Regions from separate parts of the Homo sapiens genome. Here region 1 is linked to region 2. The links are chromatin loops, found by intact Hi-C in ENCODE. Cell type or tissue: heart right ventricle. All regions are shown on one strand. Each heading gives the region's core, and the rest is flanking DNA. Links, peaks and the distances in the headings are about the cores only.

Evidence for each region. Peaks named below come from ENCODE experiments on the same cell type or tissue, not always from the same donor. Only the 100,000 strongest peaks of a DNase experiment are listed, where the experiment ranks them.
Region 1: a loop joins it to region 2, with 4 times the contacts of the local background. A loop is called at or near these places in 33 of 110 quality-filtered maps.

The regions. Positions count from the first base shown.
Region 1 is chr1:165,140,409-165,150,659 of GRCh38, forward strand. No RefSeq gene overlaps it. Among named protein-coding and RNA genes, the nearest start is that of LMX1A-AS2, 59 kb to the right of the region's middle. RefSeq lists a silencer at 4,562-4,611. In heart right ventricle, for the core only: CTCF peaks have their summits at 3,237 (motif pointing left), 4,585 (motif pointing right) and 4,784; a DNase peak (open chromatin) is centred at 4,573; H3K27me3 peaks cover 3,789 bases.
Region 2 is chr1:165,587,955-165,598,205 of GRCh38, forward strand. It overlaps the pseudogene TRK-CTT13-1. Among named protein-coding and RNA genes, the nearest start is that of LRRC52-AS1, 11 kb to the left of the region's middle. RefSeq lists a silencer at 8,229-8,436. In heart right ventricle, for the core only: CTCF peaks have their summits at 5,187 (motif pointing left) and 5,388; a DNase peak (open chromatin) is centred at 5,187; H3K27me3 peaks cover 1,358 bases.

The DNA.
Region 1 (10,251 bases), core at 1,151-9,150, 450 kb before region 2:
GAAGGTAAGGAGAAAAGGGGAGAAGGAAAGAAGAAAGAAGAGGGAGAGAAAGTAGAGGCTATAGGAGGGGAGGAGGGTGGAATGACATTCAGAAGAGGTGACAGAGAGCCCTGCAGAGCATTGTTGTGTGCACATGGATGGCAACCCTAGAACGGGCATATATGGGGTGTCCCACACTGCAGCTCTCAGGGAACAGCAGAAAGATATTCTTCCAGAAAAGGGCAAATTTTTCTAATATTTTTTGAGTAGACTGTGTGTTGCTGAATGTATGCCTAGCTCTTTGCTCAGGAACAAGTTTTGTCCCCTAGGCAAAGAAAGAGGAGGTGATTGGTCCTTGCTCTGGCTTGAGGGGCTCTAAAATTTCCTGCCTCTGTGCTGTCCCACCCTCCTAGGCTGGGATGCTGCAGTTGGCCTGACTTCACCATCTCATAACTGCCATCACTCCTGGGTCAGGAAACAAGCAGGGCTCACTGGCTTCAGGGGACCACAGGTAACAGGTGCGTATGTCAGCTCAGAAGCTTTATTGTCCTTTCTCCAGAGCACGAGAGTCAGCTTTTACAAGGCAAAAGAGGTGGTTGCTTTAGAAGATGAGTCCCACAAGAAAACGTATCTTACTAGGAAAGCTAGCCTGAGATGACTCCAGAAATGAAAAAGAGGAAGACTAATTTTTTCAAAGCAACTAAAGTCTCAATGTTCAGTAAATAATTTATTTGGATAATTCATTTGCAAAAAGAAAGCGTTCAACTTCTAGGAGATCAATTAATTCTATGTAAGGAGCGATTACAGTTCAGAAGTAGATTTCAACTTTCTTTTGCCATATATCTGTCTTTTGCCCTGAGATTTAAGAGAGATTGGCCAAGCCGGTGCGGCGGCTCATGCCTGTAATCCCAGCACTTTGGGAGGCTGAGGAGGGTGGATCATGAGGTCAAGAGATCGAGACCATCCTGGCCAACATGGTGAAACCCCGTCTTTACTAAAAACACAAAAATTGGCCAGGCATGGTGGCAGGCAACTGTAGTCCCACCTACTCATGAAGCTGAGGCAGGAGAATCGATTGAACCTGGGAGGTGGAGGTTGCAGTGAGCCAAGATCGCTCCACTGCACTCCAGCCTGGTGGCAGAGCGTGACTCCGTCTAAAAAAGAGAGAGATTGGCCAACTTGCCAAGATCATCTTCCTTTCTTTTTCATATCTTTATTCTTTCCTTCCTTCCTTCCTCCTGTTCCACCCTCCTTCCTCCTATTCCATTAAGCATCATTCTTCCATCTCTTACCACCAACTCCTCCCCCTGCCCCAGGTGGAATTCCACCTAAGAAGATCTGTGCTGGCCTGGGACTCTGAATTAAGTGGGCTTGGGGGTTATGTGGCTTTAGCACCCGCTATAAACAAGTTTCCCTCTCAGTCAGTTTCTTCTTACTACAAGAAGGACCTCCAGTATGGCTCCTCCTGTGGTTGGATTCCAGGTCACTGCTGTGCCCTGTGTAATTTAGGAACCTCTTTGATTATACAGGTGAATAGCTCTACTTGTTTCTCGAGCAGATGTTTGGTTGAAGTCCCTTCCCTGTGATTATGACTTGCTTTGGTCAAAAGGAAAGTAACTTGAGAAAGCTGGGTCCAGGAATGAAGAACAGGGAGGCAGCCACAAGATGAATTTTTGAACTCTCCAGACCACATTTTTGACTATACAATCCCTGAACCAACCTTATTATTAAGTATAATTACCAGCCCCAGGCATAAGCTACAGAGCCCCTACAGAGGTACTGTAGGTACCCCCAAGTTAAGCTATGTTTTTTTCATGCATGACCATCTTACCAATTGAGGAGTTATGAACCCCTGGGTAATCAATTGGGTCAAGGTGGCTCCAAATACCAAAAGACATTGATAGGATACTGAGAAATGTAAAATATCCATCATTAGAACTTAAGAGCTAAGTATATCCAGGCCTCACTTAAAAACAATACAGACGTGTTTTAATGCAACATGTTTTTTTCCTGACTATTGATTCTTGGAAAATAAAGTTTCTTCCCAAACACCTGCATCAGCTCCAGACTGATTAATATGATGGTCCTCTCAGGAGGTGGGAATGGGTATTGGTTTAAGGATGATTAGTCCCTATTTCATATAAGGCATACTGATCAGATAAATTGTTGGCAATAGATCCCTCTCATATAATTGCATTAATAGAAAGCACATGGAAGAGAGCCATTTCAAGGTCCAACAGCTCTGTGAGGTAGATATGATTCTTAATCCTACCTTTCAGGTAAGAAAACCAAGATTTAAGAGAGATTGGCTAACTTGACAAGATAATCTTCATTTCTTATCTTCCTTCATTCCTTCCTCCTTTCTCTCCTTCATTCCTTCCTTCCTTCCTTCCTCCCTCCCTTCCTTCCTCCCTCCCTCTCTTCCTTTCTTTGTTCCTTCCTTCCCTTCTTCCTCCTTTTCTTTATACACTATATGCAAGTCTCTATAAGCACAACAGAGAACAAACAAGACAGAAAGTCCTGGCCCTTATGGACCTCACATTCCAGTGGGGGGTAAAACAATTTTCTCTACATAATATGCTACGATAATGCCAGGTAATGAAGAGCTTTGTAAAATAATAATAAATGGGACAAGGATAGAGAGTGGGGATGGTGGTAAAAGGGCTTTTATTTAATACAGATGCTCAGAGAAGTCCTCTCTAACAAGATGACATTTGAGGAGAGACTTGAATGAAAGACAGGAGGGGCAAATGAAAAACATGCTTGGCAAGTGTGAGGAAGACCAAGAAGGCCACTGTTACTGGAGAAGAGGACAGGAGAGAGAATGATAGGAAAAGTAGCCAGAGCACATATGTATAGCGTCTTGGAAGCCACAGTAAGGATTTGGATTTCAAATGTGTAATGAGAACGTACCAGTTGCTGGGGAAGGCTGTAAATGGACAATAGTGGAAGCAGTTGGTGGGGGTGGGAGGGCAAGTTGGTGTTTTGAATAGAAAGCCACGCAGTAGTCCATGCTTGGGCCAGGGTGGTAATGAGAAAGGTAGTGATAATTGGCTGGATTCATGTTATCTCTGAAGCTAGGACCATAGGATTTGTCTCAGGACACAACGAAGTCTAGACTTTAACCCAGGCAAGTTGGCAACAGCCCCACATACCCACCCTCTGGCCAACACACTAGACAGTAAGTAGGTTTTAGTCTCACTGCAGCCACCCCCTCAATCCTCCTATTTCTATTACCCCCGTGCTCTCTGCTGCCACCTAGTGCCCATGTGCTGCCTTCAACTCCTCCCAGCCCTTGCCCTGAGTGGGGTGCCCATCAAATACTTAGGAAGAAAATGTCACTTCTCTGGGCCTCAGTTTCTTCATCTGTGAATGTTAGGGCTGGGATAATTGCCCCTAAAGCCATTTTCAATTCTTACTTTCCACGGTCGTGATCTCTTCCCTATGATGTAGGCAGGGAAAATGTTAAGATTATGGCTACCTATGTTTTCCCTGTAGGAATATATTTTTTAAATGTTGCCTTGGCAGTTCTTGAGCACCCTGCTCTAGTGCTCAGAAAGAATCAAGGTGCTCTGGAATCATTAGGTCTTGTTGCAAAGTTGGGATTAAACTAATTAACATTATATAAAATCTAAAATTGAGTACCTTGAAAGAGAGTTTGGTTGCTCTCCAAAAAATTAAATAAAGAATTCCTGTGTGACCTAGCAATTCCATTCCTAGGTATATATTCAAAATAATTGAAAATAGGTACTCAAACAGACCTTGGTACACGAATGTTCACAGCAGTGCTATTCAGCGTAGCCAAAAGTTAGAACAATCCAAATGTTCACCAACAGATGAATGGATAAACAAAATGTGGTATACCCATAAAATGAAATATTACTCTGCCATAAAAAGGAATGAAGTGTTGATAAATGCTACAGTATGGATGGACCTCAAAACATTATGGCAAATTAAAGAAGCCAGACTCACAAGCTGACATATTGTAGGATTTTATTTATATGAATTATCCAGAATAGATAACCCATAGAGACAGAAAGCAGATTGATGGTTGCCAGGGACTGAGTAAAGGGTGGAAATGGGAAGTGACTGCTTAATAAGTACAGGGTTTCTATGGGGTAATGAACATATTTTGGAACTTGATAGAGATGCTGGTTGCACAGCAATATGAAAGTATTAAACGCCACTAAAATGTACAACTTAAAACGGCTAATTTTGTTATGTGGATTTCACCTCATTAAAAATGTTGATGTAAAGGTAAAAGTGTTGATTCACTTCCTCAGTCCCACTAGGCTCATTTCAAATGCTCAGTGGCTAGCGGCCAACATATTGGGCAGCACAGATGTGGAATATTTACATCATTGTAGAAAGTTCTCTTGGACAGCACTGATTTAGACAATACATGGTCTCTGACACGACCGTGGGGAGGTTGCGGGAGTAGAGGAGGAATGAAGGCATTGGAGGAATGAAGGCAGGAGTAGAGGAGGAATGAAGAGAGTTCACATTGGTTCGTGCGCTTCGTGGAGGCTCCATGTGCACCATGGAATGTACTGTTCTCCCTCGCAGAGTGGAGAGCCTCCTCAGTGCTACTTTCCAACAAATGCCCACCAGAGGGCACTCTCACACCCCAGAAAACAGAAAACTAAAAGGACGTCAGAGTGCAGGGACTTAACATTTTTAGCATCCAGAACTAAACTAGTGGTAATAGAAGTTCATGGAAAGCAAACACTATATGAGAAGTTCCATGTAAACTCTCCCACTCTGACTTGAGAAATTGTTCATTTTGGGGGGAAGCTTTCCTTCTTGGCTATATTGGGTCTCAGCCCAACGTGAATTTGATGAGTATGTAGAAAGGTTGCATGTGTACTAAATGCAAATGTACGAGCTAAAGGCTAGAGTCCTGTGGCCCAGGGATGAAGTTGTCCATCCTTGCCCTGCTGCTTTGTTTGCTCCCGTTTTCCAAAGCTCTTGCCGACAGCTTAATGGCTGGTGGGCTGTGCTACCATTAAACCACCATGGGAAATTAAAACTCTACAAGCATTCAGTGTGGTAACTCTCTAACTAAGGCAGCAAGCCTTTGCTTAAAATAAAATAAAAGAAAAATGTCTGCTTCCAGGGTAGGAACTATACCTAAAGCATGATTTTAAAAAACATTTGAAAATTATTATCTCTTCTGGTGAGCATTCTGGTGAGCCAGTGTGAGCATTTATACTTCATTGTTTGAGTTTTTGCATGAATCTTCTCCAAAGCTCTTGTAATCAGAAAGTTAACCAGGATGATAGTTTGGCTCTGACATTGCTGGCGTCTTGCAAATCTAAATGTGAAAAACCGATCTGGCAGTTTTACACTTGGAGAATAACATTGTATAGGACTCAACTATTGCCTCTACCATTTGGCTCTTGCGACACTAAGACATTTTTCCTTCTCAGAATTTGGAAATGTTTTGGGTTAAAAAAAAATAAACTCACACTTCTCTAGATCTGGAAGAGCTATTTCTGCAAACTCTTCGGGACAGGGTATAAATGTAGCCTGCCATTCCAGTGATTGGGTGGTTGGTCTCATGGACAGAAATGGTGGGTGTTCCTTCTTCCCTTTCTTCTCTCCTCTCCCCCTTCCTACTCTTTCTCCCTGTATCTGAGATGGATTTATTAAATTTGGAACTTTTTTTTTTTTTTGAGACAGAGTCTTGCCTTGTCGCCCAGGCTGGAGTGCAATGGCACACTCTTGGCTCACTGCAACTTCCGCCTCCCGGGTTCAAGCGATTCTCCTGCCTCAGCCTCTTGAGTAGCTGGGATTACAGGCATGTGCTACCATGCCCCCCTAGCTTTTGTATTTTTAGTAGAGGAGGGGTTCACCATGTTGGCCAGGCTGGTCTCGAGCGCCTGACCTCAGGTGATCCACTTGCCTTGGCCTCCCACAGTGCTGGGATTACAGGTATGAGCTGCCGCACCTAGCCTGGAGCATTCTTTACTAATTCTCAGCTCTCTGGAAAAAGTGGACAAAACCAGGCTTTGGCCTTGGGTTAATATCTGCCAGAGGTGTTACAAAGAGGGAAAATTACTAGCTGTTACTCAACGGAGTATTTAGAAAGAAGATATTTTAATATTGTCCTTTTATCTAGTGTCTTATCATTGTTTGTAGGTATGCAAATTTTATATTCACCTATTTTGTAATATACATGCTTTTTAGTTCCTGAAACCCAAGACCAAAATGCCATTTAAATCTCAAAGGACCATCACCTCCTCACTTTCCCTAGGTGACATTAAATATCTTCAGCTCTCAAAAGTATTGCATACTTTTGAGCGGCATGCAGGCCAATAAGCTGAAATGGGCTGGAAAGCAGGGAATCACTAGCCAACTCATGCCCATTGGCACAATTTTAATCTATGTTTTAAAACAAAATTTTCAAAAGAGAGAAAAATATATGCAGCATTTACCGAAGAATGTTTCACACACATGCACAAGAAAAAAAACAGTCTGAGAAGGATTGAGGGGAAAAGCGTACTCGGTGGTCAAATAAATTTGGAAAACACTAAGTGTTCACTTTTTCTCTTGGCCATTCACAATTTATATCTATATGGTAAAGGTCTTGAGAAACTGCATGTAGCAGAAGTTATTAATGCTCTACCCAGATCCTTGGAGATCTTTTACAGTTCTTTGTGCTCATCCCAAGCTTTGGCATTCTTCACAACTTTCTTCAGAGTATTGGCGGATGCACAGAAAGCCTAAAGTACCTGAGAATTCACAGTCCCTCAGGAGGCTCATGGTCAATGACGACAATGATGGGCAGATGTTGAGAAGCCTAACCCTTTGCCTTTAAGTAGAACAAACTCTGTGAAATACTTCAAGCCCCAGAGCTGCCTGGGCCTAAGTGATCACCTGAAATGGCACCTGGTCTTCGTTTCTCCCTTCCCTATCCTATTTCCTACTTCATTGGCTGCTTTTGGGAGCACTTTTTTCATAAGTTCCTTGCCCATATGTCCTCACTTCAAGGTCTGCTTCTGGAGAACCTGACCCACCATGCTACAAGGAACCCCATTCAATTTTGTTTAACTCAGGGTTTTAGTCATGCATTCATTAAACAAACTTTTACTGAGTTCCTATTGTGTGTCCATGTGTCCTAAAAGTACTGGACCGTGGATGGCTAATCATTGGCCGATTCATCCCACCGAGCGTGAATGGGTGAGTTTTCTCTCCCATGTAACACCTTTCAGATTTGGGGGAAACTAAAATGCCAAGGAATTCACTTTCGGAAATGCTGACATACAGAATTAGATTTGGCACACGTAAGTCACACTCTCAAACCATGTTGTACATTCCTCAAGGGAAAACCGTGGAGGTGCCTTTCTTTTTATCCACGTTATCATTGCTCAACCCTGACTTGCACCTTGAATCGCATCTCAAGCAGTTGTAATGGAACATGCTCTGGACATGGACTCAGAACTCCTGAGTTCTCATTCATCTTCAAGAAGTGAGGGGAAGCTGGAGGAGAGACAACCTGGTGATTAAGATGTGATGCTGGTAAACGTGGGGAAGGCTAAAGTCAATTTTGTGGAAGAATACAGTTTTGGCCACCTGGCAATTTTGGAAAAGATTTACAAAAGAGTGTTGCATAATAATTTCTCCCAAGAAGCTCAAAGTTCATCCCAGATGTGGTATAATCCATCTCCAAACATCCCTATGAAGCAGAAAGCATTTTAGAAGCTCACAGTGTGATTTTTAAAGTCTGTTTGATCAGTTCATATAACTTGGCAGTCAACGCTTATGTTTGATGTCACATAGGAAAACTACCCAGGTGTTTTGAGGCTGGATTGACTGGGGAAAAACAATCTGAAGGTGGAAGTGGAGTCAGGAGACACGCTTTCTGTCCCCACCTTTTCTCTGCCTGTCTTTCTCAATTGAGCACACTTCATAGAAGTTTGATGTGACAGGATTATAGCTAAGCCAGGGTCTCTTAAAAACTAAGCTTGGTCAGGGAGAAGCAGCAGAGAGAGGCCTGCTGGCTGCTAAGGTAAGCACAGTGCACACAGTGCCTCTTGATGCTGCCTGAAGCCAAGTATCTGGACTCCATGCTTCATAAAGTAAGAAGGTTAAAAACAAAAAAACCCCGTTTCTACTAAAAATACAAAAAATTAGCTGGGCGTGGTGGCGGGTGCCTGTAATCCCAGCTACTCGGGAGGCTGAGGCAGGAGAATGGCATGAACCCGGGAGGCGGAGCTTGCAGTGAGCCGAGATGGTGCCATTGCACTGCAGCCTGGGCGACAGAGCGAGACTCCCTCTCAAAAATAAAAATAAAAATAAAAATAATTAAAAAAATAAAAACCTGTTCCTTATACTTTTAAGAGAAAGGATTAAAAAAAACAGATGATCAAATTGTAGGTAATATGGTATATATGTGCATATCTGCATTCTGGTCATATCCTAAAAGGCTAAAAATGCCTGCCCTAGGTAAATGGAGGAGAGTAAAGACTCAGAGCAGGTCTTTGGAGTTGGTGACCACTTGGAGAACTGTTTCAACAAAGCAGAAACCTAACTTCCAGGTTAAGGAGTGTGTGGTGGTTGCGTGCAAGCCCCCAAGCAACTCCAAATAGGGTGATATGTGATCAGAGTCAAATGAAGGACACAAATAATCAGAGGGTTAAGGATTCAGAACAGGAAAGATGCTATAGAAATGGCAGGGTCATAACAATGTATCAGGAAACATTAAGGCTTGCAATGGGCCTGAAGGTAAATCTGAGGAGCTTGGTTATAGATTTTAAGAGTCTCATCCCAGGGAATTCCCTGCCTGTTTACTCTGAAGAGAAGGTGCTCTGAAATTCTAATCTTCACTCTTCTAAGTGAAAAATCCTGGAAACTCTTCCAAGACTTGCACCTTAGACCAATCATCATGGTCTGCTGTTGACTTTCCTATCATCTGATCTTTTGCCTCATTTGCTGTTCATCCCATATTATCTTTCACTTGCCCATGACCCCTCCTCAGTGGTGGACTTTTATTACCTGCTAAGGGCTATTTTCCTGCTTCATAGATGGTACCTTCTCATTGAGTCCTTACGCAGTGGAAGGGGCAAGGCATCTCTCTGGGTCTTCTTTTACAAGGGCACTAATTCCATTCATGAGAGTGGAGCCCTGATGACCTGATCACGTCCCAAAGGCCCTACCTTCTAATACCATCACCTCGGGAGGTAGGATTTCAACGTATAAATTTTGGGCAAATAGAAGTATTCAGATCACAGCAGCATGTGTGAGGGAAAAGGGACCTGAATCTATGTGTATAGTAATGTCTGGGCACTGACACTGGTATGACCACCTACCACAAGACAAATATTAAATAGGACAATGTCTGTAATACTTTGCTAGAAGGCTATACTACAGAAGGGTATAATCCAAGATGAGTGCCGTGATAGAGCTGCAGTTACAGAGCACCCAAACATTATCACACTCTAATCATAATCACGTCTTCCACACCTGACCGGTAGGGAGCACACATGCTGCAGAGGTCAGACATATCTTAGTGTAATGGCGGAAGCTTTGTAGTAAAAGTTAGGTAGCCTGGGTCCAAGTCCCGACCTTACTCCTTTTTAGTTCCGTAACTTTGAGAAAGGGACATAAGGTGTCTAACCTTGGGTTTCCTGTAAAATTGGGACAATAAAATTCCTGCCTTGTTTACTTCAAAAGGCTATTGTGAAAATTAAATGAGATAATGAATGTCAAAGCATGTTGCGTACTCTGAAATAGTATACAAATGAAAGTTCTTGTAATATAATTGATATTTAATTCTCTCCAAAGCAGTGCAAGATGGGGTAAGAATAATCACCATCATAACGGTTAAATTTTTCTCTTTTATCATGATGTTTTTTGTCACTGAAACATCATTTCAAACTACAGAACAGTTATAAGAAAGTACAAAAAAATGCCCATAACACTTACATTTTTCGCTTTTATAATATCTTGATTTTTTGTACATCATTTCAAACTACAGGAAAGTTATAAGAAAGTAAAAAAATGCCCATAATAGTTACATTTTTCTCTTTTATAGTATCTTGATTTTTTTGTATATCATTTGTAACAGAAAAGTTATAAGAAAGGGGGGGGAAAACCTATAGGTTTGGGAGGCCAAGGAGGGTGGATCGCTTGAGGTCAGGAGGAGACCAGCCTGGCCAACATGGCGAAACCTCATCTCTACTAAAAATACAAAAATTAGCTGGGCATGGTGATGGGTGCCTGTAATCCCGGATACTCGAGGGGCAGGGGGCTGAGGCAGGAGAATCACTT
Region 2 (10,251 bases), core at 1,434-9,433:
TCTTTTTTTAGCCCAAAGGATCAATTTAGCTCTGCCCAAGCAGGTAAGAGGCTAAGAACTCCAACTGTCCACGTGCTCAAATTATAAAGTTTAAATTTGACATTGAAACCTAAATAAACATAATGCCATATGACATTTTCCATTGATGTTTCCCTTGAGTTCCACTGCATTTTGCTTAACAAGCAGCTCATCCACATGTGGCTAGAGAAGAAAATACCTCAAAGGCCAGAGAAGGCCAAAGAGACCCATGCAGGATAGAAGGCTCATCCATGGAAACTCCATACTCCAGATTGAATTTCACGAGCAGGACAGACAGGCACCACCAAACTGGGTCCAGTGTCCTGGCTATGGCTTCTAATTCCCTAATCTGGTTCTATCTATGAGTCAAGGGAAAATCTAGAAATGGTATACAGTCACCAAACATGAAGACATTTCCAAGAGATCCAGGATTCCATTCCAAAGAAAAGCACCTTTTCCTTTTACCTTGCTGTCTACCCACCTTCAGAGGCGCATTCTAAACGTTGCCTCTGCAGAGGGTGACTACATTAAACATTTCAAAAATAACCATACTGGATGTTGTGATACCCTAGAGAACTGCAGATTTTTCCCCAAATAAGAAAATGTAGCTCTTCAGAGCATATCTGAGAAACCAAATATCTGCTTAAACCCTTCTGTCACAGACACTGACACTACTCAAAATGAACTTTTCTCAAACATTAGATATAGGTCTTTACCATCTAGCTGAGATGTCAGGGCACTAGAGAGTCTCTATCTAAAGAGATAATTAAGAAAGAAATATCCAGAGTTTGCACAGTTTCTGACAGTGACATCAACCACCCATTGAAATGCTCTCTTTGCCAGATCTGTCCATTCATTCAATAAATAAATATTCAATAAAAACACCTGCATATAGAACACCCATGTGGCAAGCAAAGTGAGAAATAAAAAAGTAGTTTAAAAATAGACCTTGCCTTCAAAAACTAAGACATATATAACCCTCCCCACCCCCCAAAAAAATAAGGTAGAAAGCATTAATTGCCCTAAGAGGGGTATAAAGTGCCACACTCATGTGAGTTCAGAGAGGCTGAAATTATCTCTGATGGAAAGAGTCTAGAAAAATTTCACAGAGGAAAATAGTATTTGAGATGACCTTTGAAGGGTAGGCAGGATTTGAACCTGAAAGATGATAGCAAAGTGCATCCAGGTGGAAAGATCGTTCTAAGCAATGAATCTAAGGAAACAAACACAGGAAACAACACATTTGTTTCAGTCTGGCTGGAGAATAGGCTGCAAGGCACATAATTTGGGGAGGGGGGTAGAAAAATAAGTGACAGCCATTTTATAGATGGCTTTCAATAGGAATTGGGAATTTATGTCATAAAAAAGAGCCACTGAAGGTTTCTGAGCTGGGGAGTGGTATGCCAAGGGTGAGGCTTCCGAAGGATTAATTGGGCAAGGCAGATTAGAGGAGAATGTGAGCAGAGGCAAGAAGACTAATCAGGATAGAAATACAGTGATGTGGGTAAAAAGCAAAGAACTGTGGTGTCAGAGAAGGCAAGGAGAGGAGGAGGTAGATGAGAGAAATGTTGTCAGGTTAGGGTCAACATGATTTGCTCATTGGTGCTCATGTGGAAGAAGGACATGAAAGATAATCCTGATGGGTGTATTCTGGATGTCTGAAAAGATAATAATATTATCAACAGAAAAGGAACTCAGCAAGTGAAGATGCCTGTAGAAATCCCAAATGCTTATGTTTGGTCATCCACTGGAAATGTGGGCCTGGTGTCAGGAAGTCACAGAAGTATCTTTGGAAGACCAAAGATACTGTTCAGTCCCAGTTACCTTATCTCTGTGGTATTTGCCATTGTTGACCCTCTCCTCCTTGAAATTTTCCTCTTGGGTTTCTAGACAGTATCCATTCCTCATTTTCCTCTTCCCTCTGTGGCAATTCTTTCCGTCTGTATGAGCTCTTCTTCTCCTACTTGTCCCACAAATGGTTGTATTCTCCAGAACTGCAGCCTCAGTCATTTGCTATTCTCATTGCACATCCTGTCCCTGAAGTCTCATCTATACCTGTTGCTGCAGTTACCACTTCCATGTGGATGGCTCCTGCAGAAAGCAGTGGTTAAGGATGCAGATGCTAGTAGTATCAGCCTTGGTTCACATTCCAGCCCTACTTCTGGCTGGCCATGTAACTTTGGACAAGTCACCTACCTTGATCTTTCTCATCTGTAAAATGTGATTATGGAGTTGTTAAGAGGATTTAACATGAGGATTAATATGAAATCTGGTACAGTGTAAGTCCTCAGTAAATGGTAATTATTATTGAACAAAATCTGCAACTGGAAATCTAGATCTCTCTCTTGATAGCCAGTTCTACACAGTCAGTTGTCACCTGGGCAGGATCCCTCAAAGTCCCGAAGTAAACTCATTGTCTTTCTCACCTCCCATAACCCTGCCCCTCTGTATTCCCAACATTCATTCTATCATCCAAATTAGAAGCCTGGGAATCATCCCACAATTGTCCCACTCCTTTACCCCCACATCCATCTGTCATCAAATCCTATAAGATACAATGCCAAACTACTAAACATGGCATGAAAACCTCATCATTATCTCACTCCTGCTTTTTGTCCAAACTCATTTCCCACCACTCTCTCATTCCCCAATGCACTCACACCCTGTGGTTCAGCTTCATATCAATGTACTTGCCGTTCCTCACAAATATTGAGCCACCTAATATAAAGGTCTTTGCACATTTCTTTCGAATAGCCTTCTTCCAACTTCCTATACCCAATTCAGATAATTCCTATTGCCTTTTAAGACAGTTTGTGTCACCTCCCTGTGAAGGCTTTCTTGGCTACCAGTGGGCAGGTAAGTGGCTTTCTCTCTATTTCTTATAACAAATTGTATTTCCCTATGGTGGTACTTACCACATTAGAATTACTGATTTGCTTGTCTCTCTTCTCCAATAAATTGTAAGGACTTACAAGTAAGGACTGTGCTTCATTCATTGTTCAACTCTCCTTCCTCTGCCCTCCCTCTATCACAATACATAGCACATGGAAGGTACTTAATTTTTTTTTTTTTTTTTTGAGATGGAGTTTCGCTCTTGTTGCCCAGGCTGGAGTACAGCTGCACAATCTTGGTTCACCACAACCTCCACCTCCCAGGTTCAAGCGATTCTCCCACCTCAGCCTCCTGGGTAACTGAGATTACAGGCATGCGCCACCAGGCCCAGCTAATTTTTTTTGTATTTTTAGTAGAGACGGGTTTCTCCATGTTGGCCAGGCTGGTCTCGAACTCTCAACCTCAGGTGATCCACCTGCCTCAGCCTCCCAAAGTGCTGTGATTACAGGTGTGAGCTACCTCGCCCGGCCTTTTTTTTTTTTTTTTTTTTTTTTTTGAGACATGTTCTTGCTCTGTCACCCAGGCTAGGGTGCAGTGGTGTGATCACAGCTCACTGCAGCCTTGACCTCTTGGGCTCGAGTGATCCTCCCACCTCCTTCCCAAAGTACTGGAATTACAGGCTTGAGCCACCCCGCGTGGCTAGGTTTTTTGTTTGTTTGTTTCTGTTTTTTGAGATAGTGTCTCTCTCTGTCACCCAGGCTGGAGTGCAGTGGCGCAATCTCAACTCACTGCAGCCTTGACATTCCAGGCTCAAGCAGTCCTCCCACCTCAGCCTCCATAGTACTTAGTACTATAGGTGCACACCACCATGCCCAGCTAATTTTATATTTTCTAGAGACAAGGTCTCACTGTGTTGCCCAGGCTGGTCTTGAACTCCTAGACTCAATCATCCTGCCTCAGCCTCCCAAAGTGCTGGGATTACAGGTGTGAGCCACTGCCCCTGGCCAATTATTATTATTATTATTATTATTATTATTATTATTATTATTATTATTTTAGTAGAGATAGGGTTTCTCCATGTTAGCCAGGCTGGTCTCAAACTCCTGACCTCAGGTGATTCACCCACGTCGGCCTCCCAAAGTGCTGGGATTACAAGTATGAGCCACGGTGTCCGGCCCAATTTTTTTTAATATATAAATAAATGACTGAATACAGACAAACCAAGATAACCCTAGTGGTTTCCTGCTCTCTTTTTTGTTAGCATGATCAGTCATAGAATTCATGTAGCTTGACTTCAAAAGTTTTTCTGGTTTAGTCCATCCTCTGGAATAATAACTAATAGTTTCTATCCTATTTTCTAAGATACATGCATTTTAAAGCTAATGGGATATTTGATCACAATGTCCTGCTGGGGTGTTAAATCAAAGAAACCAAAGCTTTCTTTCATTTTATTTTGTCTATGGCATCTTTCCTGCATTCTCCAAATGTTCTCTGGTTAATCACTTGATCCACACCAAATAAGTCAAATGAACTCACCTGATGAAATGCAAAAGAAAGCCTGTAAGAACTTTAAGTTTGCAAATACAATTAGACTCTCTTTAATTCAAATAGTCGGATAATGCGATTCCCTAAGATTGTCATTCAGAATACCAACTCTCATTGTACTGAGGGGAGAGAAGATGCATAGAAACTCCAGGTGACAAAATATTTAAAAACACAGAATATTTTTTTCAAATGTATTCTTCTAATTTAAAGATGACACATCTTATAAGGGGGGATGAGAGCAATAAAACCGCTCCCAGTTATTACAGTGAACCTGCCAGAAGACCAGTCTTTGATGCCTATCAGCAGTCTCTGTCTATAGAAGCTGTTCCAGCTTTCATCCAGCCTTCTGGGTCCACTTCTCCACTCTCATTCCTCACATGTTGACCCTTGGGGATCTCCTACTGGAAAGTGCTCTTTCCTGCCATCACCCTCCTAGGCCCCTACCAGGGACCCAGCCCCAATGGGGCTTAATAGGCACCTTGGCATGGTAGTCTGGTGCCCTAGACTTTTTTTCTTTTAATTGAGGCAGAGTCTCACTACGTTGCCCAGGTTGGTCTCGAACCCCTGGGCTCAAGCATTCTTCCTGCCTCAGCCTCCTGAGTAGCTGGAACTACAAGCCACGTGCCACCTCGCCCAGCCAGTTACCCTAGACTTTTTGACGAAAAGAAAAAGTTTTCCAGGTTAAGAAAATGAACCATAGAAAATTACAATTGTAGCACCAAAAAGGAAACTGGCTGACAGACCAGCAGCTCAGAGATCAGTGACTTAGACAATGCTGCCACCTATCGACCAAAAATGGAAGTACGGCTGGTCTTAACAAATTTAGAGCGACTTAATGGAAAATTTCATATGGATTTGGAATAGGTAGTCACTGAATTGTTATTACCATCATTACTGGTGCTTCAACAATAAGGTTTTTCTAGTCCTAACACAATCACAACTAAATCCTATGAGCAGGGGGTGCGGCAGAAACTGAGGATGTAGAGTAGGAAAGTAGAGTCATGAATGTGAAGGAGTAAGTACTCTAGTACTTTTCCTTAATTCTGTGAATGTGGAGTAGGAAATCAGTTCAAATCCTGAAAGAGGGAATAGAGGGAATAAAGGCTAAGAAAAGCGCCCTTATTAGAAAAACAGATGGAGTAAGAGGAAGATAACAGCACCAGGAGACTGAGCACCTCCCATACACCACACACTGACTCAACAAGGTACATTCACATAAGGAATCTAATTTAATCCCCACTAAAACCCTGCCAGACTAGCATTTTCGTCTCCATTATTGGGTCCCTATTATTAGAGTGTAGCCAAAAAAAGGTACAGATTTGCATAAGCTCACAGCTCAGACCCAGCAGGGCTGGTTTGAACTCAGGTCTGTCTGCCCTGTCACAAAAGCCCATTCTCATTTTAACAGACCAAAACCACCTATTCTCACTTTTCAAATTTTTTAAGGCAAATATTGAGTACATAAGATTGTTCGGATTACAATCTCCTGCTGGGGTGTTAAATAAAGGAAACCAAAGCTTTAGGGGATGCCTATGCCGGGAGATTTGGTGCCACAGATTCTCTTTAACCCGTAGGGGCTCTTTTTTTTCCTTTCTCCTTCCTGCCCCATTTTTCTCTCCCCTCTAAAATCCTCTGTCTAACTATAGATACAGTACAGTAGCAACAGCCACTATCTACATATGGCCATTGGTACTTGAAATTAGGCTAGTCCAAATTGATATGCACTGTACATGTAAAATGCACACTGGATTTCTGGGACTTCATATAAAAATTTTAAAATCCCATTAATTATTTTTATATTGATTACACAGTGACATGACACTATTTTGGCTATATCCAGTTAAATAAAGTATGTCATTAAAATTAATTTCATCTGTTTTATTTTTTAACAGGACTACTAGAAAATTTTAAATTACATGTCTGGATGGCACTGTATTTCAACTGGATAGCGCCGGTTTAAAGACATGCAAACATGCTTTTGTAAAGAAACGCATTTCATACATTAATTAGTATAAGATCACAGGCATGAAACCAAAATCTGTTTCCTGCTCAGTTGATAGGCAGAAAACTGCCATCTGAGGTTCAATTAAGACAACTATAATTATTAACCGGGAGCTTCTCATCGTGAGCAAACTAATGAAGCCTGATTTTCTCTGGTTGTATGCCTTATGAGTGACTGATTTGTTCACTAATTATCCCAAAGTTTTTTATCCTGCAGATTACATTAATAATAGTGTGATTTATATACTAGAAGAATATGCTCTATCAGGCTCAACAATAACTTCACATTTCTCATATTAGAGAAAGTTGAGCTATTACTATTCCCCTCAGAAGCATGTTCCTAAGACGCTGCAGAATCTTCTCACCCCTACCTAGTTCAATGTCTTTAAAGCAGATGGAAATGTCATTGTGAACCAAAGGCTAGTCACATCCTAGGATTAAACCTATTTACCTCGAAGGCTTATTTTCAGGCTAACCAGGGTTCCTTACAACTTTTTCTTATCAAAAACAATCCTGGAAAAATGGACTTAGAGAAATCTACAGGCCAATGGACTCCTAAAGACAAGATACAGTCAAAGTTTCTAACCAGGAATTAAAAGATCAGGCTTACTCCCTAGGATGACAAACAATTGGTCCAAACCATATGGAGGTGCTCCTTCTACAGAGCCCTCAGCACAGTGGTACCTGAGACTGGACTTCATGAGCAGGGTTCTTGGGCAGGCAGAGCACATTCTGGGATGGCAGAAGACATTCTGCCTGTCCAAGAATTTCAAAGAGCCTCCATCTGCCCCTTGGAGTCAGGGTCTATGTCAATCATGATGCCGAGTTTCCAGACAGGAGGAGAATGGACTAATTAATTTCTCAAGTTCGCCTTCAAAACCAGACTCTGATCCCCCACTTTCAGCATAAGGGAACAGACCCAATAAGTTAAATTGAAGTTAAAAAAAAAAAAAAACCCTGGTCTGAGGTTTCCTAGGAACCCACTTGAATAGTGCACAATACAAACTCAACAGATATCTTCTGCCAGCTCTTTTCAATTTTCTCTGCTATGTGTGATATTTTCCATGGATGAGACCAGAGATGTTTGGTTGTAAATGATTGTCAGATGTTTAAACAATTTTGTTGCTGAAACATGATAATTTCCAGAAGCCCCTTTTCTGTACACGGTATCTTTTGCTAAGACCCACCACAAAGAAAATGAGTTGTACCAGAAGAATGGCAGAAGATCTGGAAATTAACTAAAAAAAAAAAATGGACCATAACATGCCTCAAACAAAACAAAAAAAATCATTAATAAGAAACAAGCCAGTTTCTAAGGGTCATGGAAAGAATACACATTGAGTTCCCAGCAGCTGGCTATGTTTCAAAGTCAGTAACCTCCAACTTGTCAGGGAAGATTGTGGTTAATGCTGTGAAAGACATGTGCTGAAAGATTTCTGGTTGCCCTTAAATTCCTGAATTTCTAGTCAGGATATCATACCACACATGTGCAAAACAGAAAAGTCTGGTAAAGTCTAAGTGGGTCCTGCTGTAAGTGTATAAAATCTTAACTTATAAAACCAATACATTAGATAATCACATATCAAAAAAGGATTAACTCAAAAATATTTTTAAATAAAAATTTCCCTACTCACATAGTAGGTTGAATCATATGAAACTGCAAATATTTGACTCTTTTTGACCCAAAAACCCCCAAATTCTGGCAATTCAAGCTATACATTTCATTAACAACATTGGCACTAAAAATTTAAAGAGAGTATTAGGAATCCCTACAAAAGGTTGCAGAAATAAAATTTTTAAAAAATATATTTCTCAAATTACAAAGTCAACAGGAAATTATTTTGTTCAATGTTTTCTATTTTTAGATGTATAATTTTTTTCAGTGACATACCTATAGCCTCTTTTAATCTGAATACCACAGGATATAATCAGTGATAACTAAGAAGAATTTTTTTTTTTTTTTTTTTTTTTTGAGACAGGGCCTCACTCTGTAGCCCAGGCTGGAGTGCAGTGGCAGGCACAATCTCGGGTCACTGCAACCTCCACCTTCTGGATTCAAGTGATTCATGTCTCAGCCTCCCTGGTAGCTGGGATAACAGGCGTGTGCCACCACGCCCAGCTAATTTTTGTATTTTTTGGTAGAGATGGGGTTTCACCTGAAGTAAGAACTTCAGTAATAAATTTGGCAATGCCTAAAATAATAGTAATACACTTCATGTTTGTTTATTGTTTATATTTCAAAGTAGCTTTAAATGAAATGACTCTATTAAGCCATTTCTCCAAATCCTTTGTGTGAAAATGAGACAAAGATGGAAGAAAGAGAGAGAAAGAAAGAAGGAAAGATGGACTAATTTTAATTATCGAAATTTAGACACCCAAATGAGCATTGTCTTTCAAAGGACTCCCTATAGCTACATATCTAATTCCAAGTGACGCTGCCACACTGATCAGAACGTTCATGGAATTCCTCTTTGGAATCACTTTCCAAGTTACATAAGAAAACCAGTACATTCTTTAACAGTCATATTTTTTTCTTTTTCTTTTTAAATTCCAAAACGGGGTGTCTAGCTAGATCAGTTGGTAGAGCATAAGACTCTTAATCTCAGGGTCATGGGTTTGAGCCCTACGTTGGGCGCTGTGTTTCCCAGCATTTTGGGAGGCCGAGATGGGCAGATCACTTGAACTCAGGAATTCGAGACCAGCCTGGCCAACATGGCAAAACCCCGTCTCCACAAAAAAATACTAATATGAGCCAGGTGTGGTGGCGCATGCCTGTAGTCCCAGCTACTTGGGAGGCTGAGGTGGGAGGATCACTTGAGCCTAGGAGGTGGAGGCTGCAGTGAGCTGAGAGCGCCACTGCACTCCGGCCTGGGTGACAGAGTGAGACCTTGTCTCAAAAAAAGAAAGAAAGAAAGAAAAGAAAAGAAAATGGCACCAACCAGCTTATTGATCTACTTAGTTCCAGATGCTTTTTGACTATTTGCTAAAATGTGTACATACATGCATACATAAAAATAAAATAAAAACGACTCGGGAAAGGAAAATATTTTTACACTGAGGATACCCAAGAATGCCGGGTACATTCTCCCACTTTCCCTTTTTGTCTGCTTATTACCCACTTCCTCCAGCAGTACCCTCCACCTTCTGACAGAAAACCAGGTCTCTTCTCTGTAAACCAAGGTGGTTCGAAATGAGATGGTGGGAATGTCCCTTACAACGGCCAGCCCCAATCCCACCGGGAGTAACTTCGACATATTCCTTTACTCTTTCTGCTTCTTTTAACATATCTGAAAATGGAAAGTAGGTAAACTGCACCTACTTCCTCAGAAGGTGGAAGGGATTCGTGGTGTAATCTCTCTACGTGGGCGGAAACACACTGTAAGCACCCAAATAACAAAATGTAAATGTCTAGCAAGTATATAAAAAAACATCAGGAAAGGTTTTTTGTTTGTTTTTGTTTTGTTTTGTTTTTGTTTTTGTTTTTCATATAAAAGGCCAAAAGTAGGGAAGTGACAGAAAGGCTGATTGCCGACCTTTTCAGAGCTTACTTATTTTAAACAATTACACTGACTCATAAAATAAAAGTATTTCTTGTGCCCCGGTCAAAAGCAAGTGGATTTTTACTTTAAGGGTGAATAATAAGAATGCTTTGGGGATGACGAATAAAAGGGCTTCCCCCGGCTAGCCGAGGCGGAGCCATCGGGGATATACCATCTCTCCTCGTCGATCTGGAAGGCTTTCTGAAGGAACTGGGGTTTGTGTCCCTGGCACGCCCGGGACCTGCGTGGGGCTCAGCGCGCTGCCAGGCGACCTCAGCAGCCCAGAGCTTCAACGGTTGCTGTGGCAACAGGCCGC